Linked DNA regions of Mus musculus: all the other regions are linked to region 2. A link is a loop called in an ENCODE intact Hi-C map of the cell type or tissue named here. Cell type or tissue: heart. All regions are shown on one strand. Each heading gives the region's core, and the rest is flanking DNA. Links, peaks and the distances in the headings are about the cores only.

Region 1 (10,610 bases), core at 819-8,818, 96 kb before region 2:
GTGACAATCACAGGCACAACAGTCTTGGCTGACAGAAATCTCAAGAGACAACAGACGTCCCATGTGAGAAATCAAAGCGATTAAAATAGAAAAAAGCAAACTGAAGCCATCATTTCTAGCTGCTGCATCTGAGAAAGCAGTTTCATTTCCTAGAGGGAAGCATGGCTTCTTCAATGGGAAGGCCACTCAGCTCGCTGCCATAGGTACAGGGCAGGCTGGGCAGAGTCCTGCCATGCTCTCCGAAGTTGCTGTGTTGCTGGCTGGCTTCCCTACCCACCACGTGCCACCATTCCTCACAGCCTCTGCTGTCAGCCAGTTTCTTCAAGGCTGTGGTGGGAGGCTAAGCAGTGCATGTTGGCATGGGAGGCATCCTAAATGGACATGAGAAGACATCTCTGAAAGGGCTGTTAGCACCACAAATCCTAAGTACCGCCAACTTAGGTGTCCGTCAGTACCAAGTCAGCTCTGCACACGACTCACCGCTCTTGCCTAGAGCCTGCCCACTCTTGTATCCCATCTTTTGGAGCAGAGCGAACCCTTTGTTTTCACAGCCGAGTGCATTCTTCAACCCGATGTCACGTCTTTCCCGCTCTTCTTCTTTTACGCTCTTCTGCCTGTTTCTCAGATTAGCTTGCTGTTGCTTTTCTTCTTTCCGACGGGCTTCTCGGATCTGCCTCAGCATCGGCACACCGGGTCTGACATCTTCTCTGAAAAAGAGCGGAATGCTCTTGTAGGTGAGTTCCCGACATTTGCTCCCCGTTTGCAGCAGAGCAATGAAGGGCAGTTACAAGCTGTGGGAAACTGAAGGCAGTATAAAGTTGAGAATGTTAGAATTACTTTGGAGTAATTCTTTCTAAGAGGTAAATAACAATAAACAGTAAAGCTGAATAAAGGCTGGACAGGAGAATAAGATTCCACACAGAGAGGAGCCAAACAGTGATACGAGACAGAAGAGGGCACCCAAGGCGAATCAAGAGCAGAAGTAACATGGTTAGCCCTCAGAGAAATGAGAAAACACCTCTTATCTGTGGATGGACACAGGGCATTTTCCAGGAAACAGGAAGACTGACTTTTTGTTTATCTGTTTGCAGTCAGGGTTTCTCTATGAAGCCTTGGATGTCCTGAAACCCTTTCTGTAAAACAGGCTGACTCCAATTCAATGGGATGGCCCACCAGCTCCTACCTGCCAAGTGCTGGGATCAAAGGTGTGCGCCGCCATGCCTGGCAGGAAGGTTGGTTTTAATGTCATATTTAAAAAACAAACAAACAAACAAAAAACCCCAATGTCCTGGAATAGCAAGATGGCTCACCAGGTAAACAGGTTTGCCGGGTTAGCCTGAGCACCTGACTTTGGTTCTCAGAATCCATGTGGAGGGAAGAAGTGGCTCCCAAAAGTTGTTTTCCAATCTCCACAGGGGTGCAGTGCCCTTCCCACAATGATGAACTAAAGTTTAAAAATTAAAATATATATTAAAAAATATCCTGTGCTAGGGCAGTAGTCCCGTTGTCAGGGTACTTGTCTAGCATGCATAAAGCCCTGAGTGTGATCCCCAAAACTGCAAAACCCAGACATTGTGGCACATAGCCTTTGCTGTAGTCTCAGCCCTTAGGAGGTAGAGGCAGGAGGATGAGCTGCCCAGTGAGCTGGAGAACTGCCTAAGCTCCATGTACCCCTAGCTTTAAACAAACAGACATGACCACCACCTCTACCCAACCAATGTCCTTATTTCATTCTATTTGTGTCTTTTGGATATCCAGACACCATCAAATTAGATATACCCATTTACTCACTGAACATTAATGAAGGAATCCGACATATAGTCCTCCTCTTCTGTCATGCTCTCCTTCATCTGACAACACTACCTGCAAATCAAGTAGGACCAAGGGTGAGAGCGATCATCCTCGTCATAATTTTAGTTTATCAATACAGAAATCGACCATGGAGAGTGGCAATGCTTCACTATGCTCCCTTGTATGCAAAGATGGAGAATCTTAGCACCCTATGTCTTAGCAACAGAGAGGCTGCCAACCCAACAAAGGCCAACTGGGAATGGTGTGGGTTTTAGAAACCTCAAAGGTTTCTAAACTGACACACCTCCTCCAACAATGCTTTCCAAAAAGTACTATGAGCCAACTGTAAGCCATTCTAATCAAAGTCACCAGACCACCAGAGACAAATACTCTTGTTTTATCCTTTTTTTTTTTTTTTCTCTCTCCCTGAGATCAGGTCACCCGCCACCTCAGGCTGGCATGGAACTCACCATGTAGTCCACGCTAGCCTTGAACCTGTGATTCTCCAGTTATGAGACAAACCCTCATATAATCGTGTAGTATTCTCCAAGATGACCTGCTCCTAGTCAATTTTGTTGAGCAGTTTGTGTAATAGTTTTTAATAGGATATATTAGAGTGACTTTGTTTTTGGCTTTTCTGGAGGCAGGGTTTCTCTATGTAGTCTCAGCTATCCTGGAGCTCACTTTGTAGATCAGGCTGACCTTGAACTCATAGAGATCCACCTGCCTCTGCCTCTTGAGTGCCACCTGCGCCTGGCTTAGGGTGACTTTTTGGTCACACTATACAGTGCACTCTACAGTTGGTAGTATGAATGAATTGAGTGAAGTCAGTGGTCATATATGAGAACACTCAAGAAGCTCTGTAGAGATGGCCACGTGGGAGGATCCGAGGCACAAATGAGTGAGCCAACTAAGTGCGCCTCTTAGAAGATTAGTCAAGCCCGAGATGAATCAGACTGACCTGCAGTCTCCTAGTACTCACCTAGCTTAGGAGCAGCCCAGTAGATAAGAAGTATTAGTTCCACTTTCCAGCAGGGAAAACTGAGGCTCAATGTGGCTAAATAATTGGTTCACAACCACAAAGAATACAAGTCTTGGTGATCTTGTTCCTGAAACGGAACGAGGTTGTAATTGCTGAGATGGGTGTTGAATCCAGGGCCTCATACAAGCAAGGAATGTGCTTTATAACTGAGCTAAATCTCTAATTCAAACTAGATTATTTTTAAGGGAAGCATTTAACTCCACAGACATGGTGGCCCTCTGGTGTGATTTCAGCACCCAGCAGTTCGAGGACAGTATGATCTACCTGTGTAAAAATACACACACACACACTTACAAAAGTACAAGGGATTACATGTTACTTTTAAAGCTCTGCCTTTTATAGTTATTCCATCTTTTACATATAATTTTCACATAAAATCACACTGAAACTTCACAGCTGGGGGCACTGTAGATTCATTAAATGATACGGTTTGAGGAAGTTAATTACCAATAGTGAGGACATTATGTTAGGAAGTGGAATAAGGGGGCTGGAGAGATGGCTCAGAGGTTAAAAGAACTGTCTGCTCTTCTAGAGGTCCTGAGTTCAATTACATGGTGGCTTTATAACTATTTATAATGAAATCTGGTGCCCTCTTTGGGCCTGTAGGCATACATGCAGGCAGAACGCTATATAATAAATAAATCTTAAAAAAAAAAAAAAGGAAGGAAGAAGGAAAGAAAGAAAAAGAGAGAGAGAGAAAAGAATAAGGAATTGGGTCTTAAAATGTGAAGGTTCCCCTCCTATGAGGACAACATACACTAGCATTATCCACTTCCTTCAAATATAAGAATAAACTCCACAAGTCGATAGATAACCCAGGTAGGGATGCTGGTGGCCTGACCCCTCACTTAAGAGTCACAACAGCGAAGTGGTCAGGATTCTGGGTCTGAGGGGGTAAATCACGCAGCATCTGTTGATGGTTGGAGGTGGTGTGTGTCAAAGAGCCAGAGCAAGTTTAGGTGAAGCGCTTTGCCTGTTCCGAAATAATGGAGCAACCACTTTCTCAACAGGACGATTATAGGTGCTGCTAGCGTATTTCAGTATTGAGCACCGAGTTTGAAGCAGAGCTACAGAACACACAGAGCTGGGCTAACTCTCCTGTGGGTGCCTCGGGCATCGCAGGCTCTTTCTTCCCTCCCGCTCTCCTCCCTCCTGCACCCTCCCACCAAAACGACCACTTACGGATGGGGCGTAGCTGACGCTGTGATAGGCAGTCACAGCCAACTTGCACCGACCTCTGTCATTCTCCTGAGCGCCCGCACACCCTGAAGCCGGAGCTTTACTGCCCGGAACCAGCTCCGCGGAGGTCGCGCTGCGCATGCGCCGTGCAATTGGCGCAGGACCCACAAACATCCCACTCGTCCCCGACAGCCGATTCGCTTCGAAACTTGGGGTGGGCGGGGCTAAGAGGACGTGGGGGCGGGCCGGTCCGCAGGACCTGTGTCTCGCGCATGCGTCGTCTCCCGGCTTCCTGAGGGCCGGAGTTTGGGAGGCGGGGCATCCGGGTCCCTCGGCAGAGCGGAGCTTGGCTGCTCGGCTCGGACTAGACCAGGAGGTGAGGCGGTCTCGCGCGCTGTCAGAGCCTGCAGGCTGTGACATCCCTGGGTCCCAGGACATTTTCCGAGGGCTGAGGAGGGAATTCGAGTTTTGAGGCCGGGGATCCTCAGCCTCGGGGTTGACAGCTCGAGGACTCCTACGACGGGAGGCTGACATCCCAGGGCGGCCCGGGGACCCCGGTTTGCGTTTCCAGCAGACTCTCAGTTGTCGGGGTCTTCGGAGCGGCCCGGTGCATCCAGACCCGGAGCACTGCATTCCCGGGGCGAGGGGTTGTCCCGGGCGCCCCTGCCGCAGTGTCCCCGTGGGGCCCGCCTCCGCCGATCAGAACCCTACGGTCACTCTTCTGGGTCCCGGTGGCGAGGGACGGGTGGCGGAGAAAGCTCCCCAGACGCCTGAGCTCGGTGCTTCGGGGTTCTCAGGGTAGAATGAGTTAATAGCCTGTGTTCTAACAGGGAAACAACCGCCCCGGAATAGTGCCTTTTTTGCAGTATTTACATTTTCCTTTCATTCCATTCTTATCGCCAGTTTTTTCTTTCTTTCTTTCTTTCTTTCTTTCTTTCTTTCTTTCTTTCTTTCTTTCTTTCTTTCTTTCTTTCTTTCTTTCTTTCTTTCTTTCTTTCTTTCTTTCTTTCTTTTAAATCATTGTCCTTTCAAAGTTAGTTCTCTAATGAGAAATGAAACCACGCTTTCTTTCCCTAGCTTAGTGGTTGCATTTATGAAACTTGACATTTAATATTTAAGAAATCCTTACATGTAAGGGCTGGAGAAAGGAATCCGTGATTAAGAATACTTGTTGCTTTTGACAAGGACCTGGGTTTGATTTCCAGCGCCCACAAGATGACTCACAACCATCTGTAACTCCAGTTCTAGGGGGAGCCAACACCCTGTATATATATATATGTGTGTGTGTGTGTGTGTGTGTGTGTGTGTGTGTGTGTGTGTATGTATGTATGTATGTATGTGTATACATACATTTGGGCAAAACACTCCTACACATAAATTAAAAATTCCTTAGAATATATTTTACTCTTTTTTTAAAAAACGAATCTGTTCATTTAAGGTGTGAATTAAGAACATCAATAATGGAGCTAGCTCACAGTTTATTGCTAAATGAGGAAGCTTTGGCTCAGATCACGGAGGCAAAGAGACCCGTGTTCATCTTTGAATGGTTGAGATTTCTTGATAAAGTCCTAGTTGCTGCCAACAAGGTAAGCATTGCCCACCTCACCATAGGTTGATATAAAGAAAATTGAAGGCATTGTGTTTTGAAAATGTTATGAGTCTTTCATCTAAGGAATTGGAGGATGTTATACTATGGGAATTTCTACCTTATCCTTCTCTTAGTCAGCAATAAAACCCAAACCTTGTCTACGTCCTGCTTGTTGCATGCTTCATATCTGTCTAGGCAGCGCAGTGTGACTGGATTAAAACATCACTTATAATCATCAGTGCCTGAAAGGTCTCTGTGATAAGAGATTTTTTTTCTTTGCCTTTTACTTCCTACACAGCCTCTTTAATCCAAGCTTGTTTTGTACATGTTTTCTTTATTTTGTTAGTAGTAGATGCTTTCCTCAAGTGAGAAGATGTAAGAGTGAATCCTAAAAGGTTTTCTGGAAACGGTGAATTTTACAAACTGAATGTCACAATGAGCTAGTCCTGACCTTCATCCTAGTATGCTTCTCTAGGCCAATTGTTCCCTAGAAGATGTCTTCTTACTCTGTTGTCTGAGGTGAATGTGGGGAATTGTGTGGGAATCAGGATAGGGAGCCTCAAGACTTTTACATTCATTATGTAAACATTCACTTAATTCCTATTTCAGTACAGTGACCTCAGCCCACAGTTGTGCCTGATCCTTCTTGTTCAAAGATGTCCTGTCTCTCCCCCCCCCCCCCAGAAAGCAAGCCTTTAGCTTTCTTCTAGAATGAAGGAAAGGAGGGTAGAAGATTTTGTTCGTTTCTTGGCTTTGATTTTACTTTGATCGTTTTATTAGTTATTCCTGGCTGGCCTGCCGCTCACTGTGTATCCCAGACTGGCTTCAAACATCCAGCCGTCCTGCATTAGCTGCCTGAGTGCCGAAATGCTGGGCATGACAGGTGTACTCCAGTCTAGCCTCGGGCAGTCAACTAGGAAGTCCTTCTGTTTCTAGGTGCAGATTGATTCTTGACTGAAAGACTGGGAATCCATTTTAGGTTTCCCCCTTGGCTTTCAGGTTTCGTCCAGGTTCTTTTCCTGTTGTTGTGGCCGTTGTACACTCGTGCTATGTGCTGTTGTTGCTGCTGCCTGTTAAAATCATGTTAATTGCTAGAAAGACAGTAATAGAAAGACACGGATACCCTGGTAACCTTTAACTAGATTTTTTTTTGTCTCTTAAATCTTCTGTAATTAGGCATTTGTTATTTCCCTTCCAAAGGAAAGTTCACAGTCATTCCCAGCTATGTGATGAATTCAAGGCTAGTGTGAGATCCATTCATATCCTCTCTCCCTCTCTCTCTCTCTCTCCCCCTTTCCTCTTCTCCCTCTTTCTCCCTCCACCCTCCTTTCCTTTCCACACATATGCAAACATCTCTGAGTTAATGCATTTAAACCAATTTATTGATTTCAAATCTATCCTTTGCCAACCCCCTAAAGTCATTCCCTTCCCTTATATCATGTTGATTAGCAACTGTCAAGAGAGTTACCCACAAGCATATCTAGAATTCATTTACTTCCCATCATCTGCCTCTTCAGTGTCTCTCATCTGGGTTATTGTAATAGTTTTCTAATTGCTCACCATAGCATATATATATATATACATATATATATATATGTATGTGTATGTATATATGTACATATATAGCATCCATAGTTTGAATGGTCAAAATGAATTGGGCAGAATATTTAGAATACAACCCTTCTCTGCTTGTCACTCGGCATACATTTCATGTTCTTCAGTGTATCTGTACCATCGTCTGTTTTCTTATGACTTCATCTTTGACTATTTCTCTCTTACTCCATCCAGCTCACCTAACCTCGCTGTCCTCAGATGTGTGACTCTTACTTCATCTGCAAAGCCTTTGCACATCTTGTTCCGGCTCCTGGGATGTTCTTTTAGCTACCATTTCACCTTAGAGAGAGATGTTTTCTCATACCGCTCACGTACTTATATTCTGCCCCCCACCCAGAATGTAAATGTCATGAGGATAAGGACTTTGTCTGTTTTGTGCACTGTTGATCCCAAAGCCTTAGGTACATGGCATGTAGGAACTGCATGGTATTTCTTAAGTAAATGGGTGATATTGACTAGATATTGACTATGCATAAATCTTGGAATTATGTTCTGTTGCTTATATCTCTTCAAATTTTCTCTGGTTTCTTTTGCTAACCCATAACTCTATGGACAAGTGCATCTGCTTTGATAGGGGAAATCTTAGAAATCAGTCATCTATATGTCTACTATGTGATTTAACTTACTAGGGTGGTCTGGAAACTTTAGGCTCATACACTTATCACTTTAGTTATAATCTAACTTAGACATGGAAGGGAATGAGGATTGAATATAGGAAAGACTGGATCATTTCTTACTGAGGTTTTCATTTTTGTAAAAGTTTTCTTTTGTGAGTTACGCTTAATGAATACAGATTTTAATTGTTAGAGCACTATATGTATTATTTATTATTTTACTAGAAAACAATAAGGGTAACAAAGGAAAAATTATGGTCTTTTTCTTTTCTAATAACAGACAGATGTAAAAGAAAAACAGAAAAAACTTGTTGAACAATTAACTGGATTAATAAGCAGCTCACCTGGACCACCTACTCGAAAATTGTTAGCTAAAAACCTTGCAGCCCTTTATAGCATTGGGGATACTTACACAGTTTTTCAAACACTAGATAAATGTAATGACATTATCAGAAGTAAGGACGACACTGCAGCCTACTTACCAACAAAATTGTAAGTACACTTTTACAGGAACCCTGGCATTCTCTTTAGTTTTTTTTTTTTCCAGTAGTTTAGGGACTCCATATCATAAAGACCCCACCCATGTGGTGGAACCTGAACTATAGTACTGACAGGAAGTTCTAACTCAGTCTCAGGAGGGGGTTGAACTTCCTCATGCCTTTCACCACTAGTCTAAGGACACAGCTGGGAGACTGGTATGGTGTGAGCTGTGGTGTAAGGAGCATTTCAATCAATTCGGATGGAAATCTTGTCCTTGCCTCAGAGGGAAAGAGAAGAGTTATTGAGGGAAGGGGGCAGGAATGCGCAAAGTCCAGTCCACTTTAACTATTCAGCCAGCTAAAGAGGTGAGGTGATTGCGGAGTCCAGACCTGCCTGCGCGTTGAGCTGCTTTCACACTAGATGGACAAACTTAAGTAGCTGAGGCAGAGACCGCTTTGCTTACAAGTTTACTAGCAGCTAGGTTACGTTGATCCTAAAATGCTAAAGAGAAATACAAATTATTTTTTTAAAATCAGAAAGGTATAATGAATTGTATTTAAAATGGTTGTACCTTTATGTGTGCGTGTGTTCTATGTTGTGCATATGGAGGTCAGAGGACACTTGGTGGGAGGTGGTTCTCTCTACCGTGTGGGTCCTGGAAATAGAGCTCTACCCACTGAGCCATTTGTGTAAGTGAGCAGCAAGACTGTTTTTCCAGGGCAGCAGTGGCTTGTGTTGGAGCCTTCTATGAGAAGATGGGAAGGATGTTGGGCAGTGCATTTCCAGAAACAGTGAACAATCTGTTGAAATCTCTGAAAAGTGCAGAGGTGAGTTTTACAGCAAGAGTTTAGTGCCTTGCCCATTGCACGTTGAAGGTGTTTTGTCCTGTTGCTATGATCCTTGCTCTGTTGCTATGAAAGTAATTTCAGATGATCACATCTCCTTAATTTTGGGAGGGGGTACCATTGTTTTTTAAACAAGTAGGTTTACTTGTTAGTTTTTGCAGAATTCTGTTTTTCTGTCGACACTGCTTGTGTCGTAGCTAATATATCACTTTCACATGTTTGCCTCAATCCATTGCTGTACACTGTGCAGATGTTGCTAGCTCATAGCTGGCACACCTACAGGTTAAGTGTCACAGGGCCATGCTTCTCTCACAGGCTCTTCTTTCCTGCATTTGGTGATTGTCACAATGCTGGCTTTTCCCCGGGGTGGACTAGCCACTCCAGTGTGGCATCATCTTTATTTGTTTTCATCTGTAACTACCTTGTTTATAGTCAGATTCACAAGTAACAGGTTTTAAGACTCAACATTTATTTCTGAAGACGACAGAATTCAAAACTCACAATGGTATCAAGTGAATTCTTTTGTCCTGTCAGTTTCACTATAGTTTCTATGTCAACTTCAGATGAATGGTATGTAGAGTAAGCTCAAGACTCAGATATAATTCTTGGGGGGCACTTGGAACTAAATTTAGGGTGTAGCACACATTCATTCACTGAGCCATGCCCCCAGCGTGCAACCTCAGTTTTCTGTTCAGAAGAACTGACTTCTCAGATGATATTAATATTTATCCTTACATTTCAGAGCCTTCGTAGAATTCTTGATTCAGGGCTTCTCCGTAGTCTCTCTGTTTGGAGATAAGCTAGTTAGGTTGGAGAATTGTACCTCTGTATGTTCTTATTAATTGTGACATTGGTTTGACAACATGGTCCTAAAGCTTTGCTTTGTGGTCACGTGCAGTCTCAAGGGCGAAGTGAGATCTTAATGAGTCTGCAGAAAGTGCTGACTGGACTGGGCGGCGCAGCAGCTTCCTCTCACCGCGACATTTACAAGAATGCTCGATCCCTCCTGACCGACAGGTCGATGGCTGTCCGATGTGCAGTGGCCAAGGTTAGTACCCAGCCAGTGTGTAACATTGTCCCTTATGGCATTTGCTCTGAAATAGCTAATTTTCTCTTAAATTACGAGCTTTTTTGGTTTGTTTGCGCACGTTAGTTGCATTTTCTAGAATTATACAGATGGCAGCGTGTGGCACGGACTTCTGAGTGGATGTGTGGCTTCTTTCTTGAAGTACAGCTGTTTTGAGATTTATGTTCATGTGTCAGAAGCTCACACCTTCCTGTTGTGTAGTCCCGCGTGGTTGTGTGGATGTGTGGAAGTGTGGATGTGTGTCCAGTTCCACCTTTCTTCCTTCACGTAGCTTTGGCCGTTACCAAAAAAGCTCCTGTGAATACCGGTGTGCAGGGGTCTTGTGGGCCTGTTTTTATTGCGGTCAGTGCGTTTTATTTGGAATGGCTAA
Region 2 (10,610 bases), core at 917-8,916:
CAAACTGTGAATGGATGAGAGAAAAAGAAACAAACAAAAAAATTAAAAAGAAGGAAAAGTCATGCTTTAAACCAGCACAGAGATTAGCCATGGCAGCCAGTCTCCTGTCTCCCACCTGTGGTGCTGGGACTTCTTTCATGTTTTCAATCTGGTTACATTCTTATACAAACATTGCAGCATTAATTTGGTCATTGTCTTCTACTAAGAACTGTATTTAAATTGCCTGGGGTGAATTGCATGTGCTAAATACAAATGCAGTTTGAACACACTCAGTGGATCCGTCACGTTTCTTGTTATGAGGTCATGTAAAACCGTGAGCAGGTTCAAACTGCTCCTGCCCTCCCGTGCTTGGTGCTCCGGGTCAGGCTGCAGAGGAAGACCTGGGGACGGAGGTATGGTATGGTAGATGATGGTAGAATGTCCCATTATAGAGACCGTCTGCAAGTCCCGTAACTCACACACAGTGAGCGGTGCTGTATGAAAGCTGCAGAGGTAAGGGCTGCTAGCACATGCAGGGTAGGCTCATGTCCGGAAAACCTAAGAACTAAAGCAAGAATGTGAAGCTAGACGTTCCAGCTTCAATCCTCCTCTTCTTTCCTCTTCTCCCTTCCCCTCTTCTCCTTCCCCTCCCTCCCTTTCCTCCTTCCCCACCCCAATCCTCCTCAGCCATCTTTGACCTTGTCTTTTTTTCTATTTTCTTTTTCTTTTTTTGGTATTGTTAAGCCCTGTTTTTCCCCCCTTCTCTCTTGTATATTTATACAAAATAATGTACAAAAAAAAAACCCCAACTGTGCTATATTTGCATTATTTTGAGGACTGACTTACTAGATCTGAGGACCACCAGGTGAGGGAAGATTGGCTATTTTCTGCTGAGAGCAGCTGTACCTGCTGGAAAAGAGTGCATCCCAGTTGTACAGCTGGCAGAAATAGCCACACACACACACACACACACACACACACACACACACACACACACACACACACACACACACACACCAATCCAGAATTGGAAGGCTCACCAGTGACCCTAATCTGGAGGCTGGGAGATAGAAGTTTCTGATCTGGATCTTGGTATGGAAATCTTGAGGCATAGTGGCTATAGATTCCAGAAGATTAAGACAGGGAGATCTCCGAGTTCAAGGTCATCTGGGATTAAAGGTGTGGTGGCACACACCTTTAATCTGGGCTACACCTTCTGCTGGAGACTGTATTAAGGACACTGGAAGAAGGGAGTCTAGCTCTCACTCCTTCACTTGCTTGCCGTGTGGAACTGAGTAACTGCTAGATCCTTGGACTTCCATTCACATCTACTACTGAACCATTGTTGGGAATTGGACTGCAGACTGTAAGTCACCAATAAATCCCTTTACTATATAGAGACTATCCATAAATTCTGTGACTCTAGAGAACCCTGACTAATACAGGGCTAGAGAGTAGGCTCTGTGGTTAAGAGCTCTCACTCCTGCAGAAGACCTTGGTTTGGTTCCTAGCACCCACATGGTGGCTCACAACCATCTATAACTCCAGTTCTGAGGGATCTAATACTTTCTTCTGGCCTCTATGGACACACATGTGGTGCATGCAGGCAAAACATTCACACAAAAGATAAAAATAAACTTAAAAAAATATGATCAAGACCTAATCTGTTTGCTTAGGTAAATTCCGAAGTTGGTCACCACTAATATTCTAAGAGAAGGCTTGCTACAGCTTCAGAACTGGGTAATCCTTTCAGGCTGTCTATGTTTGATATTTGATTTAGGTAATCTTATATAGCCTTGAAGTATTTACTTATATACTTATAATCCATCAAAAAATAAAAATTAATTCTAATTTAATGATACATTTTAAAAATGGAGATGAAACTGTATTCTTAAAAAAGATCTTTTTTGGCCAGACAGTGGTGGCACATGCCTTTAATCCCAGAGCTTGGGAGGGAGAGAGGTGGATCTTGGTGAGTTTGAGGCTAGCCTGGTCTACAGAGCAAATCCAAGACAGTCAGGTCTATACAGAGAAACCCTGTGTCAAATAACAGCAACAATAACAATAATGAAAATTCTTTTATCGTGAAGTATCAAAAAGTGACCAGTAAAATAAAATAGATAATGTGTTTGCTTTGTCTTCCAAGATTCAAAATGATCGCTATTGTAGCGCCCTTTTAGATTATCTAAAAAAGTTACACATGAAAATTTAAAGTTAAACTTATTAAATAAAATGTGCATGTGAGTGCAGGTGTTAATTCTCCATGGACCTGGAGTTACAGGTGGTTGTGAGACTCCTGATGTGCCTGCTGGGACTTGAACTGAGGTCCACTGGAAGACTAGTAAGTGTTCTTCATTCTAGTACAGGGGAATGCCAGGGCCAGGAAGCAGGAGTGGGTGGGCTGGGGAGCAGGGCTAGGGGAGGGTATAGGGGGCTTTGGGGTTAGCATTTGAAATGGAAATGGAAATATCTAAAAAAAAATGTTCAAAAAAAAGTGTTCCTCATTGCTGAGCCATCTCTCCAGCCCCAAATGATCATTTTAAAGCTAAAATAAGTCAACCTCCTAGCTTCAAATTTCTCCCCAAATAATAGTAACTGCAGTAATAACTAATAAGGCCAAGTCCCTATCCTATCACAGATTCGCAATGCGGATTTAATTGTTGGACTCCAAGGGAATTTTCACATGATAGGATTCCTTCATTCTCAATGTGCACGATATGTTTCCACAACACAGCTGTGACCAGACATCTCCGGCAGAGCATCTGAGGAGTCTGAGGGAAGCTGGATGCAGGAAAAAGCTGCCTGATAGAGAACAGGCAGGAAGGAAAAGGGGGCAGAGATGAGAGACAGGACAGACGTGAATAAACAATGGGCGATGGCAAGTTCCTGTTCCCCAAAGCGCTTTTAGTCCCTTTGGAGGCTTCTTTCCACCCAAGCCATTTCCTTCAAAACTCTGAAAGAGCCATCAGGTTCAATTTGAAGCCTTTCTCGGAAACTCAAATAACCTGTTATTTTGCACAGCTTGGGAAAAAGAGCCACTCATTTTTAATGAAAAACGGGGGAAAAAATATCAGACGAATTGTCATTTTATAGGAATGTAATGCTAGTCCTACAAAGCATACATGGAGAAGTGGAACGTAGCACACACACATTGTTATCTGAGAACCCTGCTAGCAGGTCCCCCTTTCACCTTACGCTGACTTAGAAGTCACCACCTCAACGGTTGCTCTGTGTGCTCAGAAAAGAAGCTATTGGCCCTGCCACTTGGGCTTTATTGGATAATGAAGATATTGGAACATCAACAACACCATGAGTTTTGTTTGAGGCTTAGAGGTTAGCTTAAGCATCAGTCTTGTTGGTTTTAGGATTTAACTCTTACTGAAGTCCTGGAGTGGGAGTGAAGAAGGCAAAAGGGAAATTAATTATGGCATTGACCAGGGCCTTAAGTGTGTGTGTGTGTGTGTGTGTGTGTGTGTGTGTGTGTGTGTGTGTGTACAAATTTCATTTAGTCTTGTGAACTATATTATAAAAAGTTATGATTATTTAGTATATACCATAGGTAGGTATTATGGTAAACATTTAAATTCATTCTCCTATATGACCTCACACTGATTTTGTAAGACATGTGTTATGCTTTAATAAAGTTGACAGTCCTGCCTTCCATCCCCAGGAACCCACACACTAAAGGGAGAGAACTTACTCCATAAGTTATTCTCTGACCTCCACTCATGAGCAGCAAACACACACACACACACACACACACACACACACACACACACACATGTTTTAGAATCTAGCTCATATAGTAATACAGGATTCAGGGTCCTTATTAAAACAAAGAACCTTAAAACTTTAAAAAATGTACTGAGTTTTGTTAAACTACCAACAAAATATTACCACATGCAGATCTTTTAAAGTAAGTTTAATATCCTATTTTACTATAACTCTTAATATTTTGACTTATTGAATGTTATGTCCATGATATGAACCATCAATGCTATTTTGATTGTAAAGATGTACTCAAAAGCAAAGAAATTATTTGATAATAAAGTTTAAATAAGAATGAAAATGATTCTCTAGTATGTATCCATAGTAGTCCAGGATGTTGATACTTTTGGGAAGTATGTGAGTGTAGCATGTGTATGTGTGTGTGCATGTCTGAAATCCATGAGTGTAGCATGTGTATGTGTGTGTGCATGTCTGAAATCCATGAGTGTAGCATGTGTATGTGTGTGTGCATGTCTGAAATCCATTAGTGTAGCATGTATATGTGTGTGTGTGTGTGTCTGTCTGAAATCCATGAGTATTCCTTGATTAATCCCCAGCTCTATTTTATTTTTGTTTGTTTGTTTTTAAATAGAGTCAGGAATCTCTCACTGAACCTAGAGTTCATCTGTTTGGCCAGACTGGCTAGTCACTTATATCCATAAATTTACCTGTCTCTACTTTATATCCTGCCATCTCCCATTACTGAATTACAGGTCATTGCCTGCACCTCGCTTTTATGTGTGTGCTGTGGATTCAAACCCAGTTTCCCATGCTTAGATGGCAAGTACCTTATTGACTGAATCATCTACCCTGCCTTATTATCTATGCATTTAATTATGTTTTATAGTCTTTTGTGAATCAGTTTAAAGCCATTGTCTTGTCTGACATGTCTTCTGTTAGAGGAAAAAAACAGATTGTTTAACACCCAAGCTTATAAAAATTACTTAAATCGCTCAGATGAAAAAGTTCCAATCTTAGCCAGGTGGTGGCACACACTTCTTTAATCCTAGCACTTGGGAGATAGAGGCAGGTAGATCTCTGAGTTGGAGGCCAGCCTGGTCTTACAGAGCAAGTCCCAGGACAGCCAGGGCTACACAGAGAAACCCTGTCTCAAAAATCCAAGAAACAAAAAACAGAAAGAAAAGGATAGGGAAAAAAAAAAGAAAGGAAAAAAATTCTATTTATGTTTTCTTGGTTCTGATAGATATAAGAGTAGTCAGCATGTTTTTAATTAATTAAAATTAAATCAGATAGATAGAGAAATATATAACTAGCCCTGGCTGTCCTAGAACTCATGCTGTAGACCAGGCTGGTCTCAAACTCAGAAATCTGTTTCCCTCTGCTTGTCTCTTGTCTCTGGGCTGTGCCACCATGTCCAGCTTAATTTTTTTAAGGTTACTGGGCTAACAGGCAGGTAATCTGGGTGCTAGTTTTGGTAGTCATCTGTCATTCAAGGTCTCATTGAGGACAGTCTCAATTTCTTGAGCTGTGAATGAATCAGGCTGGATCTCAAAGAACATTTAGAGCCAAACTAATTTATGACACAAGGAATTTGGCCAGGCCTGGATCAACTTTTTATGATAATAAAGAATGAATTCACAAAGCAGAAACATTCAGTAACTGAGCAGAGGGCTTTGCCATCGCTCTTTGCAACCCGAGCAGAGACAATGTGTTTCCTGTCCTTTTCACAAGTTGCCATGGGAAGACCAGGGAACAGAGAGGACAGGGACAGGATGCCCTTCCCTTGCAAGTCACTCATCAGCTTGTATCTTGACTCTCTTTTTTTCTTTTTTCATGTCCACCAGATCAAAACAAAATTACAATTTTTTTTTGTTGGAGTGACAGATAAATAATTACTTAATTTCGTTTTCATTTCTTAAATGTTCTTCAGGCACATTCCTTTCTCCAGTTGGTGTAGTGTAAATTTATAATGATAATAGTTATCAGGGTACTCAGAGAGGGAAAACACTGGCAAACCACTTAGAAGGAAAGGATTTTAGTGTGCCTTTGGTGTAAAGATCAATTGCCCAAGAAATTAGGAAAGCGACAAGTGGGAAGGGGAGGTTCCCGGGTTCAGGAGTGCAATAGAGCAAAAAGGGACTTTGTTCCTTCTGATTGTAGCCCTTAGGGCTCTGTGACTCTATATGTATGTCAACCTCCTTTTGATGACAAGAACTGTGACATCTATCTTTATATTCCTGGCACGGAATATTACTGACAATAAAATACTTGTTCAAGCGAATTGAGTGAAAACTGCCGCAAAGATGGGGGGAAAAATGAGATTGGACAGGCAGCACTTCTTTATTACTGGAGATCTAAAACTTTGGCAGAATTTACAAGCAGGATTAGCACAGAGAAAGGGACTTTTAATACTAATATTTCAGACCAAGTGTTAAACTGGAAATTAGAAAAAGCCCTCATGGCAAATGTCGAACCTTAGCAGAAAGAGAGAAGACCAGAGTTCCTCCTCCTAAGGGAAAACTGGTCTGTTAACAAGCACTGAGCCCCTCTGGGGATGAATGGTAGGCTCGATGGCAAGCCGTGGTCCAGGGGTGTCGAGGCTTTGATGAACCCCGAAAAGGGCGACGAGGGGGCAGACGACCGGATGGCTTGCCCAGCGCCTATTTCTTAACAAAACGACCAGGAAGCCCTAAACTAAGTGGAGCTAGGGCTGGTACTTGGCGTGATAACTTCCGCGTGCGAATATGCAACAGGGAGCGCCGCTCGCGAACTTCCGCATGAAGGGAGCCTGCGGCGGCGCGACCCGAGGGGCATCGGCTGGCCGCACTGCCGAAGAGGAAACCCGCGGAGCCGTCAGGGGAGGGCGTGGCGAGGAAAGGGCGTGGCTTCGGTCCGGCCTCCGAGAGGCGCAGGCCTACAGGCAAGCGGGGTTCGCCACGCCCCGGGACTACATTTCCCGGCAAGCCCCGCGGGCCGCAGTTGACCCACTTCCCGGCCCGTCACGGGCTCGCCCGGCCCCCGCGCCCGGGCGGCTGCTCCCTGCTGACTGGGGTGTGGGCGGGGAGCGGCGGAGGGAGGAGGCAGAGCTGGCCGCCGCAGTTTGCCGCCGCTGCTGGGCGCCTAGGCAGAGAGCTCCCCGGGGTTCGTGCGGCCGCCATGGACGAGCAGGCGGGGCCCGGCGTCTTCTTCAGCAACAACCACCCGGGAGCTGGCGGTGCTAAGGGGCTCGGGCCTCTGGCGGAGGCTGCAGCGGCCGGAGACGGAGCGGCTGCGGCGGGGGCGGCCCGAGCTCAGTACAGCCTCCCGGGGATCTTGCACTTCCTGCAGCACGAATGGGCCCGCTTCGAGGTGGAGAGAGCCCAGTGGGAGGTGGAGCGGGCGGAGCTGCAGGTAAAGACCCTCCCGGCCTGGCGGTCCTCATCCCGCCTCTTCTCTCTCTTCAGCCCCGCCCCAGACCCTTCGCCCCCTCCCCCAGCCCGCTCGCGCCCCCTCCCCCTTGCCTTGCGCCCATCACTTCCAGAATCTCATCCCCCTTCCTCCAGTCACCTTTGACTTTTTTTTGCTGATCCCACTTCCTTGAGCCTGTTTTCCCACTCCTTCTGATCCATTTACCCTCCCGGCGGCTGTTTTCCCCACTCTCAACTCCGGTGCTTATTCCTACTGGTTTGCCATGCCACATTTTGGGGTTGTCTGTCCCTTTCGGTTTACTGATTGGGTTGACAGTAGTTTTGAGAGACTCCGAGCAGATCATCCTGGCTCAACCTGACGCACCCTAGGTCTAGAGACGTTCCTCGCAGAAGGGTTTGGCAGTTGTCTATCGCTCACTCTGCAAGGAAGGTGACCAGAGAAAGCAACACAAGTTGTATCAGTGAGGCCTTGGCTTTCCTCGAGAAACTGATGTTACTAGCAGTGTCAGCTCCAGTTTTATGTCTGAAAATGTTTCCCTGTCTGCCCTTTGACCCCATCCCGCATTCGCGTTTGGGTTAGACTCATAGGTTTCAGTGAAGGATTTGATTGATGGGAGTCAGAAAATGGGCAGAGGTGGGACATCTTTTCACAGAATCTCAAACTTCCCAAGAGTTGATTTGTATGTCCAGAGCTTAAAAGGAACTAAAGGGGCTTCAGGGCTACGTTGCCCCCTTGCATAACCTGCCAGATAAAGCATGCTTATCTGAGAGGAGCTCTTGTGCGCCAGAGAAGCATGAAAGGTTGGTAACTCACTGGTCACTCTGAGTTGGTAAGTAGGTTTACTGTGACTGTTTATAAAACTTCCAACACATACACTAATTTCCAGAGGAACTCAAAGAGCTGTGAATTGTGCCTCTCTGTTTTATGGGCTAAATCTGTATGCTTATGAAATTTGAGTACAGTTTTAGTTTGTTTGCGAAGCACTCGAAGTGTGTTTCTTTTTTGGTTTTTGGTGGTTTTTTTTTTTTTTGGCACAAAATATGAAGAGAAAGAAACACTGAAGAGACTCGCTTGTAGAAGCGTACTGCTTTGAGAGATTGATGTGGCCACAGAAGGAGCAAACAGGCAAGGTTATGGTAAATAAGTCTCTGATAAAGGCTGGGCTTGAGTCCGGCTCTGTGACCTTGAGGGGATTCTGTGACCTCTCTGGGCTTCAGTTTCAACCCTTACTTATTCAGCACAGGTTCAGGGCTCAGTGAATGCCTGCCTTGTGTATCCAGACTCCGATTAACGAAACCTGCCCCCCTCATGGAGTTTCTGTTTTAATGAGAAGGCGGACAGTCAGTGGATAGAGCTGTGTGAACTAGCCCACGGTTATGTCTATCTCCGATGAAACTTAGGAATACAGGAGTGTAACCAACTTCGGGGCGGTGGGTAGGGCAATTGAATGAAGTCAGGTAGTGGCCTGTATGGTTTCTTACGTTTCTGCAGTTACATGGCTTGTATTCTTTGCTGACTTTCTCATCCCTACTGTTAGGTATGAGTCTATTTGATATTTGTAAGTCTTCCTGTGGTGACTGATCTTGTACTCAACCCAGTGACTTGAGAGTACGCAGAAATGGTCAGACATTTACCTGTCGTTACTGGCAACGCATTCTGTAAATGTGCTTATGGAGTTCAGGTCCAAGGGACTACTGCATGAGAGCTAACTCCATGCATGGTTGCTGCAAGTGATTTTTGTTTGTTTCTGTTTAAATTTTAGCATATTTTATAGTTTAGGGACTATAAAACAAATGACTCTAATCTGGTTAAAAACAAGCAATAAAATAATGTTTGCCTGAGCCGCGCATGGTGGCGCATGCCTTTAATCCCAGCACTTGGGAGGCAGAGGCAGGCGAATTTCTGAGTTCGAGGCCAGCCTGGTCTACAAAGTGAGTTCCAGGACAGCCAGGGCTACACAGAGAAACCCTGTCTCAAAAAAACCAAAAAAAAAAAAAAAAAAAAGTTTGCCTTCCTATGTGTAGATGTATGAGGATCTACAGACTAGCCTATGTTCATTCATTCTATTCTCTGAGGCTTAGAGTTTACAATTTATGTGTACATTTAACTAGTCTTTAATTTTTATACACACATCCAAATTAACTTCAGGTAAGTTTCATATTTTTCTTTACGATAAGGACACTACTTAATTTTAAAATCTTTTGATTTATGTTCCAGAGAAAGTTAGAAAAAAAATCATAGACTATTTTGTAAATATAATAAATACTATTATTATTGCAGGGTTTATATGTATGGTCTCTGTATCATTAACAGAATGAAAAAATTTAAAAACCTTGTACTTTAAATCAACATTAAATTTGATTCTCCCTTTCTGTGCCATTAGGCTTTTCCTGGGGTTGGGGGACAATGTAAAGTAAAAGAGATAAATGAGTTGTGATGACACATGCCTCTGTCCTTTTAATTTTTAAATCTCTTCTGAAGCCGTTAACACCAAAGTCAACAGAAGTGCCTTTAAGGTTCAGTCTCATTTGTCCCTACAGGAACCTGTCAATCCCGCTCTTTCAAGTTGTCAGGGCTGAGTTGTGAAAGGCAACCCAAGTTCTCATCTGTCTGGGCAGCCTGTGTCACTTCCTCCCTCCTTTAGATAATGGGAGTGAGAAGGGAGTCACAGCATATAAAAGCATTTAAAAAAAAATCTTTTTTCCTCCTTTCTCTTGTTAGTTAATAGACCATCCCCCCCACCAACCGTGAGAATTGGTGATTCAGGAGGGAATAGAGAATAGGGAATATCAAGGTATTGCTGAGTTTTGTGTTTGAGAAAGGAATTGAAAGAATACTAATAATATTTGAGAGGTTTTCTTTTTTTTTTTTTTTTTCATGTATGAGTCGTCGTGCCTGAGACCCCAGAGAAGTTTGCATCCTAATCAGTATGGTGGTGGGTAGGAGACTCAGACCCATTTGAGGGAGAGATTGACTTTCTTAGAACAGCGTGAGAAGATTTGGCAGCAAATGTGGAGGGTTATGAAGTAATCAAAACCCGAAGCTTAGTCATTTTAAAGTTACTTACAGGAGGGCCAACATGTAAAGAAAATCAAGTAACCCTAGGTTTTGATGATGATGATGTGTGTGTGTGTGTGTGTGTGTGTGTGTGTGTGTGTGTGTGTGGAAGTGTCTACATGGGAGCGGTAGAATTGTTTAGATCAACTAGTAGAAGACATGTGCTATAGAGACTCTGGGCTGGAGTGCTTATGAATCTAGATTTTGGCACTAATGATTTGTATCTCATTTAGCAAATATTTTTCAAGTACAGACTTCATGCCAGGTCCTGTTTTAGGCATGGAGAAGATATAAGATCTTATCTCATGAAATTTAAATGATAGGGTCAGATAAACAGTGATGAATACTTGCTACATTGCAAAGTATTGCATGCCCTGGTAAAGTCTAGGGGTAGGAAGTAAGTCACCACAGACCCAGAGCTATTGAGCCGAAACCTT
Region 3 (10,610 bases), core at 807-8,806, 200 kb before region 2:
CTAAGAGAGACCAAGCATACCAAGGTATGAGCCCACGAGGGCCAAACCACCACACACCAGCAAACACACTGTGTCAAGTAAAAGGGGTTTCTGACTGCTCAGCACAACTGTTGAGTTGAAACACAACAAAGATTGACCCCTGACCCAGGTCATTCTCCAGTAACATGTAAGAACCATGTCTATTAGAGGTTAATAAGCACCATCTATGTAAGAAATAAACTACAAGATGGCTTCCGAGTAACAATTGACTATTAAAAATAAGAAGATTTAGCATCCACACAGTGTTTCAGATCAAGTACTCGGAAAAAAAAGTCCAAGAAAATAAAATACAGGGTTGATCTAATAAAACCTGGTGTCTATTAAGACTCTCTGGGGACAAGATGAAACAGTATCCTCTGAGCCAAATTAAATGGCACTGGTGGCTTGACTGAGCCTGGGAGTAAAACACATTTTCAATTTTTCCTTCACTGTACAACAGTTTTTACTGTATGGAAAAATACAGGGGAAAAGGAAATACACTTCTTCCCAGCCTATAGCAGCTCAGGGCCCGCTTGCCACACGTTGCTTCCTCTACTTTTGGGAGTATGCAGATACAGACTAATCGTCTGACCTAGATTTTTTTTCTTCTTTTTTCTTTTGGTTTTGAAATCAAACTGTATATGAAAAAAACCTTGAAACAACAACTCCAGGTCAAATTTAAACAACAAAAGATCAAATTCAAACAACAAAAGGTCAAGTTTAAAATAGCTATTATAGGGGGCTGGAGGGAGGCCTCAGAGGTTAAGAGCACTGACTGATCTGCCTGAGGTTCTGAGTTCAGTTCCCAGCAACCACATGGTGGCTCACAACCATCTGTAATGGAATCTGATGCCCTCTTCTGGTGTGTCTGAGGACAGAGACACATACATAAAATAAATAAATAAATAAATCTTTTTTTAAAAAGTAAAATAAGTTAGCTATTCTATTTGGGATGCTTTGAAGCCCTTCAGGGGACTGGAATTAAAAGTATGCACTGCCACACCTAGCTAAGACAATACTATTTAAAAACTTCATTAAAATGTTTCATATTCAAATGGCTGTCAATTTTAAAAATATATAAAATAGAGCCCTGGAAACTTCATGAGTGGGATTTTTTTTGTATTTAAAATATAATCAGGATTCTTACTTGTCATTAAAAAAAAGAAAAGACTTGCTAGGTGGTGGTGGCGCACGCCTTTAATCCCAGCACTTGGGAGGCAGAGGCAGGCGATTTCTGAGTTCGAGGCCAGCCTGGTCTACAGAGTGAGTTCCAGGACAGCCAGGGCTATACAAAGAAACCCTGTCTCAAAAAAACAAAACAAAACAAAACAAACAAACAAACAAAAACCCTCTTCAATTCCTAATTTAAAAAAAAAATTTATCAAAAAAAATAAATCTATAATGATTCTATTTTTACACTAAATTGCCAAAAAACATACAAGTTGCCTTCAAAAATATTGATGAGTTTCAAAACAGCAAAAGCTTAAAGTTTAATAAATATTACTACATATCCCTTTAAAATATTTTTACAGAGTTCTAGGCAAAATGACAGGAAAGAGCAATAAAAGAATACCCCCCACTAGGACTCAGAGATGCTTGGTTGGTAAAGAGCCTGCTGTGCAAGCCTGAGACCTGAGCTTGTCCCTGGCACCTTGTCCTGCTGGCACACACCTTTCATCCCCACCCTGGGAAAGCAGAGGCAGGAGAAGGATGGAGCTTTCTAGCGAGTCAGCACATTTCCAACTCAATGAGAGATCCTGTCTCAAAGAGTAAGGTAAAAACCAATAGCAGAAGTCACCAGTGTCAGCCTCTGGCCTCCACATTACTCTGACATTGGATTTTAGTTGACAGATATATAAGAATTAGAAAGTAGGACTGAAAACCCAGATTAATAAAATTTGAAAACTAGTTCAAAAACAGAAAGAGGGATGTAAGAGAGGTTCTTTTAATACTTACCCTCAAAATATCTGCTGTGAGGGTGCCCCGACCAGGGCCAAGTTCCACCAGCTGGAATGCTGGGCTTTTTCCAGAGGCTATCCATTCACTAACAAACCACACCCCTAGTAGCTATGACAAGAAAAAAAACATTAAAGTGTTATACCATAAAACTCAATGTAAATACATACTTTATACCAAAAAGCAAAACATTTACAAATAATCCAATATAGGTCATTGGACATACATAGATCTATACAGATGCACACACACACACACACACACACACACACAGAGATCTGAATGCACTGGAACTTCACTGGGATTGTCAGGACATAGACTGCATAGGAAGCTCACTCTCAGGGTGAAGGGTGCTAAGCCCCATGGCACAAATAAGCAATCACTTATACAAAGGTACCAGACTTTGGGAACAAAAGGACGCAGAACAATTATGCCACTTCTTCTTACTCATGATTTCCAGTGTTACACAACCCTTAAATATAATTTACTTTCTCAAGCCTAGATTTCACTTGTTTATGTACTATTTCCTATTTTTAAGTCATCAAAGGCACTTTTAGGGAAGTAAATGAGCCACAACCCTGTTTCTTCCAGGGAGACCGCCACCGTGATCTGATTAAGTCAGAGCTGGCAGTTAGCTCACTTGCTTCTCTCTCTCTCCCCATTCAATCACATTGTTCATGGTTTTCCTCTTCTCAAACCTTTTCTATCTTCCGTTGTCCTTCACATGTTTCCACCTTTTTCTTTTCTTTCTTTTTTTTTTTTTTCTTTTTTTGGTTTTTCGAGACAGGGTTTTTCTGTGTAGCCCTGGCTGTCCTGGAACTCACTTTGTAGACCAGGCTGGCCTTGAACTCAGAAATCTGCCTGCCTCTGCCTCCCAAGTGCTGGGATTAAAGGCATGTGCTACCACTGCCCGGATTCCTCTTCTTTTTCTATAGTGAAATCTGAGTTTTTCAAGTGTTCTAAGTTTTAAATATTTGATGACTCACACACACACACACCATAAAACACTATTACACATGAGCATCGCTTGCTCTGCCCTCAGTATCTATAACATTTCTTTTAAGGTCTACATGTTGGTTATTACCTCCCCGAAGATTTGGCTTATTTCAGGTGAAGTAATAAAGTCTCCTTTTTCTCCTAGCATATCCTGATGCACATAATATCCCTGAGTAAAAGAGGAGAAATGGAAAAGATTAATTTTCAAATAAAGCTTTCAAAAGTGCTCCACCAAAATTTTATGGAATGCTTACAGTGAAGTAAGTATTTACCAAGAAAGTTCTCTCTTCTGAAGTAACCAAGATAAGGACAGAGTCTTTACCTAAATTTTACATAGTAGTAGTCATTTTGCAAAACTCACCAAACAGCAATTACTCAAGTAGAAGGGCTGCAGACAAGATCATCTCTCTACTCCTTGCCCTCTCCCACTCTTCCATACCAATGCAAAGTCTCACTTTCTTCTCATTTTAGTTCTCCCTGGCATCCATTCAGTCTATTCAAACAGTGTCTTCACTGACTTCTCTCTCCAAAGACTCCCAACCCAAAACTAAATCCAGTGCTTTTTTTTTTTTTTAAATAAGACAACAATTACGTTTCTTACAAGGCTTAATTATCTGGGGAGAAGACTTTGTCTTAACTTCATATCCCAAGTTTTACCATAATGCTTAACCTTCAAGAAAGACTCAAAGCTTTCTTTTAGCCAGGCAGGTGAAGACCACCTAGAATCCCAGCACTCAGGAGGGTAAATAAGAAGATGCTGCAAGTTCAAGGTCAACCTCATACATACAGCGTTTCCCTTATACAAACAGCAGAAATCCACAACCCCGGTTAGAAAATCAGCATTCCTTTAACTCAGGAAAATTAAATTACATTCTGTCACCTAAACTCCGCAGGAATTTGTCATGACCTCTTTTTTGGCACTGCCCTTTAACGCAAATGACAGATAAGACTATATTCCAAGGACTTCGGCGGTGGCTCAACACCTGATGGCTCTAGAGGCCTTCGGGCTCCTCTGTGTACACACACTGGGTGGTTCACGCTCCCCCTACGTTTACCTTGGCTGGGTTAGTCAAAACCTCCTTCATGTACTCGGCCACAGTGATGGGACCTGTAGACTTTATTTTGTACATAAGATGCCGCAGCATCGGTGTCACCTGGTTGCTTTCTGCCGGCTCATTCCCGGAGCTGTAGCATTTCCCTCTCCAAATACAGGGAAGGCCTGAAAAGCACGATTAAGCACCGCCCGCATTAGATATCTCCATTTCATTTACACGCGCAGCAAGCAGCCTAAAGCTTGTAAGGATGCCTCGTTCATCACTAACTTCGCCCCAACGTCAGGACCCGATGGAGGCAAGGCATGCACCGAACCCATGACTACAAGCCCCTCCACACAGCTAAGCCTCTCTGTGGACCAGCTTCCTGCTCCAGCCCCAGGTGAGCAACGGAGGGACCAAGGAGCCGCGCCATACGGTTTCCATGGAAACAGGATCCTGCAAGGGGACTCTCACCCGCGCGGGCCACGCAGCGTCTCACCAAAGCATTCATTCCTACACCCCGAGGCCAGGCTCCGCCCCGGAGGCGGGGTTTAAACGGTATTTCCTGAATCGCCCTCGCAATAGGAAGTGCGTCACCGTAAAGCGGAAGTAAGCTCCGGGCTGCACTCGCGTGTCCAGCCCGCCATGTCGGCCGACCAGGAACCTGTGGCGTTCCTTGCCAAGCAGCCCTGGCGTCCCAAACAGGTGACAGAAGATCCGGATGAGGAAGACGAGGAGGATGGCGATGAGGGCAAGAATGGCTTCTCCCTGGAGGAGGTGTTACGCCTCGGAGGCACAAAGGTAAGGGCCGCAGGCTCTGGGGAAGGGGATGCTCACGGCTGCCGGGAAGGTGGGACCCGCAGCCCAGCCTCCGACCTGCTCTGAGAGCTTCCCACGCATTTACTGTTACCGCGCTTCAGTGGGAAAAAAAACAGTTCGGCTTGCATGTTTTCTCCTGGGTTTATGCCTCGTTAAAATGTAGGCGATCGGATTCTAACCACGTGGGCAAATGTTTTGAACACGACCGTATGTGTAATCTACATCTGCTAGGTTAAAAGGTTGGATTGAAGTCGCTAAAAGAACCTGCCAGTTTACATTAGCCTTTTATGAAAGTGCCTCTTCCTCCCTACACTACCTCATAAAGTACTTTCTATTATTGGAAGGAGTGTTGTATGTTTGTTGGTACACTCGTGTGGAAGTCAGAGGACAACTTTGGAATCGATTCTCTCTTTTATGTGACTTCCGAGGATCGGACCTAAATCACCAGGCTCCTTGGCATAGACTTGACCCACTGAGCCATCCCCTGCCCACTCAGATAAACCTTTAACCTTGCTCACCTGATGCATTACGAGTGCCTAGATCATTGCGATTTTCACTGGATTTTGTGACTGTCAGCTTGAGAATCTTTTCATATCTTGAAGAAGGTTCTTCAAAAGCCTTTTCCCTATTGTGTACCTATCTTTGGCACATTTTCCTGTTGGATATCTGTGAGTTTGCCAGATAATAGTGTAATAATTCATATGTGATGGTTTTTAAAAATGAAGTTCTTACTGAATTTCTGGGTTTGTAATACGGCCTTTTTTTTTTTTTTTTAATGTGTTTCTACAGCAAGATTACCTTATGCTGGCTACTTTGGATGAAAATGAGGAAGTGGTGGATGGGGGCAAAAAGGGAACCATTGACGACCTTCAACAAGGTGAACTGGAGTCATTTATTCAGAATCTGAATTTGGCCAAATACTCAAAGTCTTTGATTGAAGAAGATGAACCAGAGAAAAAGGAAAACACCAGCAAAAAAGAAGCAAAACTACTGAAGGTGGAGAATAAAAAACAAAAAGCAACAGAAGGAAAAAAGACATCGGAAAAGAAGGTGAAAAATAAGACTGTACCAGAACAGCGTCCTGAGAGCTGTCCCGTCTCCAAAGCAAAGAAAGATAAACAACCCGATGTGTTTGAATTTCTAGAGAGACAAACAATGTTACTCAGGCCTGGAGGCAAGTGGTACGACATGGAGTACAGCGGTGAGTATTCCTTGGAGCTGCAGCCTCCAGATGTCGTGTCCAAGTACAAAGCCCTGGCCCAGAAGCTGTATGAGCACGAAGTCAGCTTATTCAAGAGTAAGACAAACAATCAAAAGGGAGGCTCTTCCACCTGGATGAAGGCCATCGTGTCATCAGGGACACTAGCTGACAGGATGGCGGCCATGATCCTTCTAATCCAGGATGATGCTGTCCACACTCTGCAGTTTGTAGAAACCCTGATGAGCCTTGTGAAAAAGAAGGGCAGCAAGCAGCAGTGCCTCATGGCGTTGGACACGTTCAAGGAGTTGCTCATCACAGACCTTCTGCCAGACAGTCGGAAGCTCCGGGTTTTCAGCCAGCATCCTTTCCACAAACTGGAAGAGTTGTCCAGTGGCAACAAGGACTCGAGAGATAGAAGACTGATACTGTGGTATTATGAACACCAATTGAAACACTTGGTAGCAGAATTCGTCCAGGTCCTCGAGACTTTAAGTCATGATTCCTTGGTAACCACTAAAACGCGGGCCCTGGTAGCTGCCCATGAGCTGCTCTGTGATAAACCCGAGGAGGAAAAGGCTCTTCTTGTGCAGGTGATAAATAAGCTGGGAGATCCTCAGAACAGAATTGCTACGAAAGCCTCCCATCTGTTAGAAGTGTTACTTCGGAAGCATCCCAATATGAAAGGAGTTGTGTGTGCAGAAATAGAAAGGCTACTCTTCCGCTCAAATATCAGCCCCAAAGCTCAGTATTATGCAATTTGCTTTCTAAACCAAATGGTCCTCTCCCATGAAGAAAGTGAGTTGGCTAACAAATTAATTACTCTTTATTTTTGTTTCTTTCGGACTTGTATCAAGAAAAAAGACATTGAATCAAAAATGCTCAGTGCGATTTTAACAGGGGTGAACAGAGCATACCCTTACTCCCAGATAGGTGACGACAAAGTGAGGGAGCAGGTGGACACTTTATTCAAAGTGTTGCATGTTGTAAATTTTAATACGAGTGTGCAGGCTTTAATGCTACTTTTCCAAGTAATGAATTCTCAACAGACAATATCTGACCGATATTACACAGCTTTATACAGGTAAGTGCATGAATGTGGTGGAAACTTTGCTGTGGTATAGCATATATAGCATAGGGTAAAAGGTTGTGTGTGTGTGTGTGTGTGTATACACATACATACATATAGGTATGCATATATATGTACCTATATGTATACATACATACTCATATTTCACATAGGCACCCTCAGTAACTGAGTATTCACCAACTTTGAGCACGTAACACTTTGACACTTTGCTACATTTGTTTTAAGTCTTACTAGAGAGTCAGGAACTAGAACCAGAGGTGGAATTGAAATTCCGTTTCCCCAATACACTCAGTCTAAATCTCCCTCCAGTTCTTCACACAGCTGCTGAGTAATTCTTTCAACAAGTGATTTTTTTTTTTTTTTTTTTTTTTTTTTAGTGCTTGTATCTGCTGCCCATGTACTGGGCGTGTAAGATATGGCACCACCAACAGACATCCCAGCCCTGCAGATCCTTACTGGAAGTATGCTAAAGAGTGCGTGTTAGGAGTTCCAGATTTCAGGCTTTGGTTTGGTTGTATTATGCTTTTTCTGCCTTTAAGCTTTGTTTGTTGAATCACACAGCTGTCCTGTATCTCGCCGAGGCAGATAGTGCTGCAGTGGAAGCACGTTGGGTCTGCCTTACATATGCTGTGTTGAGGAACTTTTCTATTTTCTATTTTGCTTTTTTATTTTTGAGACAGGTTCGCACCGTTTAGCCTCGACTGCTCTAGCTCTGAAACCCATAGAGACCCGCCCGTCTCTGACGTCTGAGCGCTAGAATTAAAGGCCTGTTCTATCACTAATTTGTTTTTATTTTTTATTTATTTTTTTTACAGTTGCACATCTGTATCTAACTTATGAAGGAAAATGTAAAGTAGTTTAGACTTAAGCCACACTTACCATGATCTGAATCCCAGGCAGTAGTTTGCCATGTGCAAATTGGATAAATTATTTAACTATCAGTAAAACCCTACTGGAAACTTGACGAAGCTCATTTTTCTTACTGTATTTTATTAGTAAAATGCAGGCCCGTGCATCCACCTTTAGTCCACATTAGGAAGCACCTGCTGCGCTCCAGCAGTGAATGACAGACAGACAACTGGAACCTTACAGAGCAGTGCTTAGGGCCAGTGAGACGGCCCAGGGCATAAAGGGGTTTACTGACAAGATTGCCAACTTGTGTTTAGTCCCCAAGACCTACATAGTGGAGAGAAAGAACAAACTCTGAGTTGTCCTCTCCAACTTGCTTATCTCCTTCCATAGGCATACACCACACACACACATACACACACCACACACATACACACACATTTTCCAAGAAAACTGTATAAGGGAAAAGCTTTATTTGGGATAATTACTGAAGGCTTTCGTCAGTGCCTGATTGGACCCCTCATTTAGGAAAACAGCACATGGAGGAAGCTTATAATAGAACAGTCTGATTCCTTTGACCCTTGGGAGAAAAGGCAGGGAAACTGAGGACTCTGAGTTTAGGGAACTGCAGAGCATAAACAGAGAGAACATCAGAAGAACTGAACCTATTTTAGGAGCTGTGGACATGCAGAGAACATTCTGGACTGGGACGGTGGGTATGAGGGAGTGCATGCTTAGTCCATTGGGTCACATCTGAAGGACTCAGAATTTCCGTTTTAACTACTCATAGGTGGTCTACACTAGAGCCGTGTTGGGGGTGGGGAGGCTGCCCCGCTCACCTCAAGAGTAAAGAAAGGCAGACACTTGGGTCATTTCATCTGTGCTGCATAGGACAGAGGTTATTTCATCTTGCTTCCTAGGGCTCGGTCTTTATTTTGTTAACAGCTCACTGTGTAGCCCTGGCTAGCCTTGAATTTGCTATGGAAATCAGGCTGACTGAACTTGAGAGCTGCTGCCTCTGCCTTCCAAGAACTGGTTAAAAGCAGATTGAGTAGGTGTCAGCTTTTGTTAATTGGCGTGTGTGTAACCTTTCACGAGGGGTCTGTATCACTATTTAAAAAAAAAATGAGAAAAAAGTCACAAAAAAGTGGCTCTTAACTGATGATGTCTTTCCTTTGTACCAGTGTGTTCTTTCTCTCGGGGGTCATTGATTCTCACAATATCTGATAAGACAGAAGTAGTTGCTTATTGTAACATATGCAGGAAAGGTGTCCCTAAGATGAGGTTGTTGTAATTGGTTGTGGAGTCTGTAAACTGTGACTCCTGGATGTGAGGATGACTTTAGGAATGAACACTTGACCTTGATTTCATTTGACAGAAAGATGTTGGATCCAGGCCTGACGACATGTTCCAAGCAAGCGATGTTTCTCAACCTGATCTACAAATCTTTGAAAGCTGACATCATGCTGCGCCGGGTGAAGGCGTTTGTGAAGAGGTTGCTTCAGGTCACCTGCACACAGATGCCGCCATTCATTTGTGGAGCGTTGTATCTTGTGTCTGAGATCCTTAAAGCAAAACCAGATTTAAGAAGCCAACTAGATGATCATCCGGTGTGTTCTCTACTGCTTCTTGACCTTAGTGGGTGCTGGTGTGCTGGGTGGGGGCTTTTGTGTGTATGTTTTTCTTTGCTTTACCGGTGGTAAGTTAGTTTCTCTGGAATGTGACTCTAGAGTTGGAAGGAGCCAGACTTCACTGCCGGGTGTACAGCTAAATAGATGGGCAGCTTGCTCAACTTTTCCATCTATTACATAAGAAACTGCATTACATTAGAAATTGCAGTCATATAAGGGAGTTATAGGTGATTATAGAATGAGTAGACCCTTTCCGTCCATTTCCTCGGTTATGAAATAGAAATAAATAGTAATAGCACCGGTTGTCGTGGTTTATAACATGACAGATGTTTGAGGATTCAGTTGTAAAATCTCTTGGCTGAGAACTTGGCTCTCGTGTTTAGGAAGAGAGTCTGTCTTCTGTCTCACCTGGGTGGCCGTCAGGCCTGGAGTTTCACTTGATTGCTGTTTCTTCACCCTTTACCAGAATTGCAGTGAGTCTCTGAAACTCTGCACCACATAAATGAATACAGACTTCATTACAATTCCCATTGATTAACAGACTTCATTACAATTCCCATTAATTAACAGAGTCATTGCTACATTTCGTTAGGAGTCTGACGAAGAAAACTTCGTTGACGTGGGAGATGACAGTGACGATGAAAAGTTTACCGATGCAGACAAAGAAACAGCAACAGATGCAGTAAAGGAAGTAGAGTCAAAGGAGACAGAGCCTGAGAGCAGCGCAGAGGCCGAGAAGCCGAAGGCCGCTTCCTGGGTGCACTTTGACAACTTGAAAGGTGAAGTCCTTTGGCTTGTTCCCTTGAACTTCTAAACGAAGGGATTAGTTTCTTCTGTTAGCTTCATATATCTATGAGTATGTGTGCGTGTGAGCACACGCATGCACATGCGTGTGACAATTCTGGAGGTGCAATGCATAGCCATTGTGTGTGCTGAGCAAGTAGTGAACTACATCTGCAATCATGAAGTGAAATTTTGTTGGTAGGGAATCACAGATAATCTTCATTAACAGAATTCCG

The links. A loop is a pair of places that touch in the nucleus more often than their neighbours do. Peaks named below come from ENCODE experiments on the same cell type or tissue, not always from the same donor. Only the 100,000 strongest peaks of a DNase experiment are listed, where the experiment ranks them.
Region 1: it touches region 2 in a loop (2.5-fold over the local background); 3 of 42 quality-filtered maps call a loop at or near these places.
Region 3: a loop joins it to region 2, with 2.8 times the contacts of the local background. A loop is called at or near these places in 3 of 42 quality-filtered maps.

What each region holds. Positions count from the first base shown.
Region 1 is chr17:78,829,084-78,839,693 of GRCm38, reverse strand. It overlaps Heatr5b (HEAT repeat containing 5B), which reads left to right and starts at 4,313. Exons shown (of 36, transcript NM_001081179.1): 1 at 4,313-4,388; 2 at 5,451-5,598; 3 at 8,109-8,320; 4 at 9,027-9,135; 5 at 10,052-10,201. The coding sequence starts at 5,473. Gpatch11 (G patch domain containing 11) reads right to left here and starts at 4,178. Exons shown (of 10, transcript NM_181649.6): 1 at 4,016-4,178; 2 at 2,774-2,900; 3 at 1,792-1,863; 4 at 481-707. The coding sequence starts at 1,850. In heart, for the core only: a CTCF peak has its summit at 3,428 (motif pointing left); a DNase peak (open chromatin) is centred at 4,253; H3K4me3 peaks cover 2,192 bases; H3K27ac peaks cover 1,399 bases.
Region 2 is chr17:78,732,742-78,743,351 of GRCm38, reverse strand. It overlaps Strn (striatin, calmodulin binding protein), which reads left to right and starts at 6,791. Exons shown (of 18, transcript NM_011500.3): 1 at 6,791-7,098. The coding sequence starts at 6,865. In heart, for the core only: a CTCF peak has its summit at 4,723; DNase peaks (open chromatin) are centred at 6,681 and 7,431; H3K4me3 peaks cover 2,979 bases; H3K27ac peaks cover 3,456 bases.
Region 3 is chr17:78,931,070-78,941,679 of GRCm38, reverse strand. It overlaps Cebpz (CCAAT/enhancer binding protein zeta), which reads left to right and starts at 4,610. Exons shown (of 16, transcript NM_001024806.2): 1 at 4,610-4,805; 2 at 5,613-7,105; 3 at 9,339-9,570; 4 at 10,184-10,370. The coding sequence starts at 4,650. Ndufaf7 (NADH:ubiquinone oxidoreductase complex assembly factor 7) reads right to left here and starts at 4,545. Exons shown (of 10, transcript NM_028611.3): 1 at 4,479-4,545; 2 at 4,026-4,189; 3 at 3,059-3,139; 4 at 1,975-2,085. The coding sequence starts at 4,515. In heart, for the core only: no CTCF peak of the experiment used is centred there; a DNase peak (open chromatin) is centred at 4,549; H3K4me3 peaks cover 1,986 bases; H3K27ac peaks cover 1,453 bases.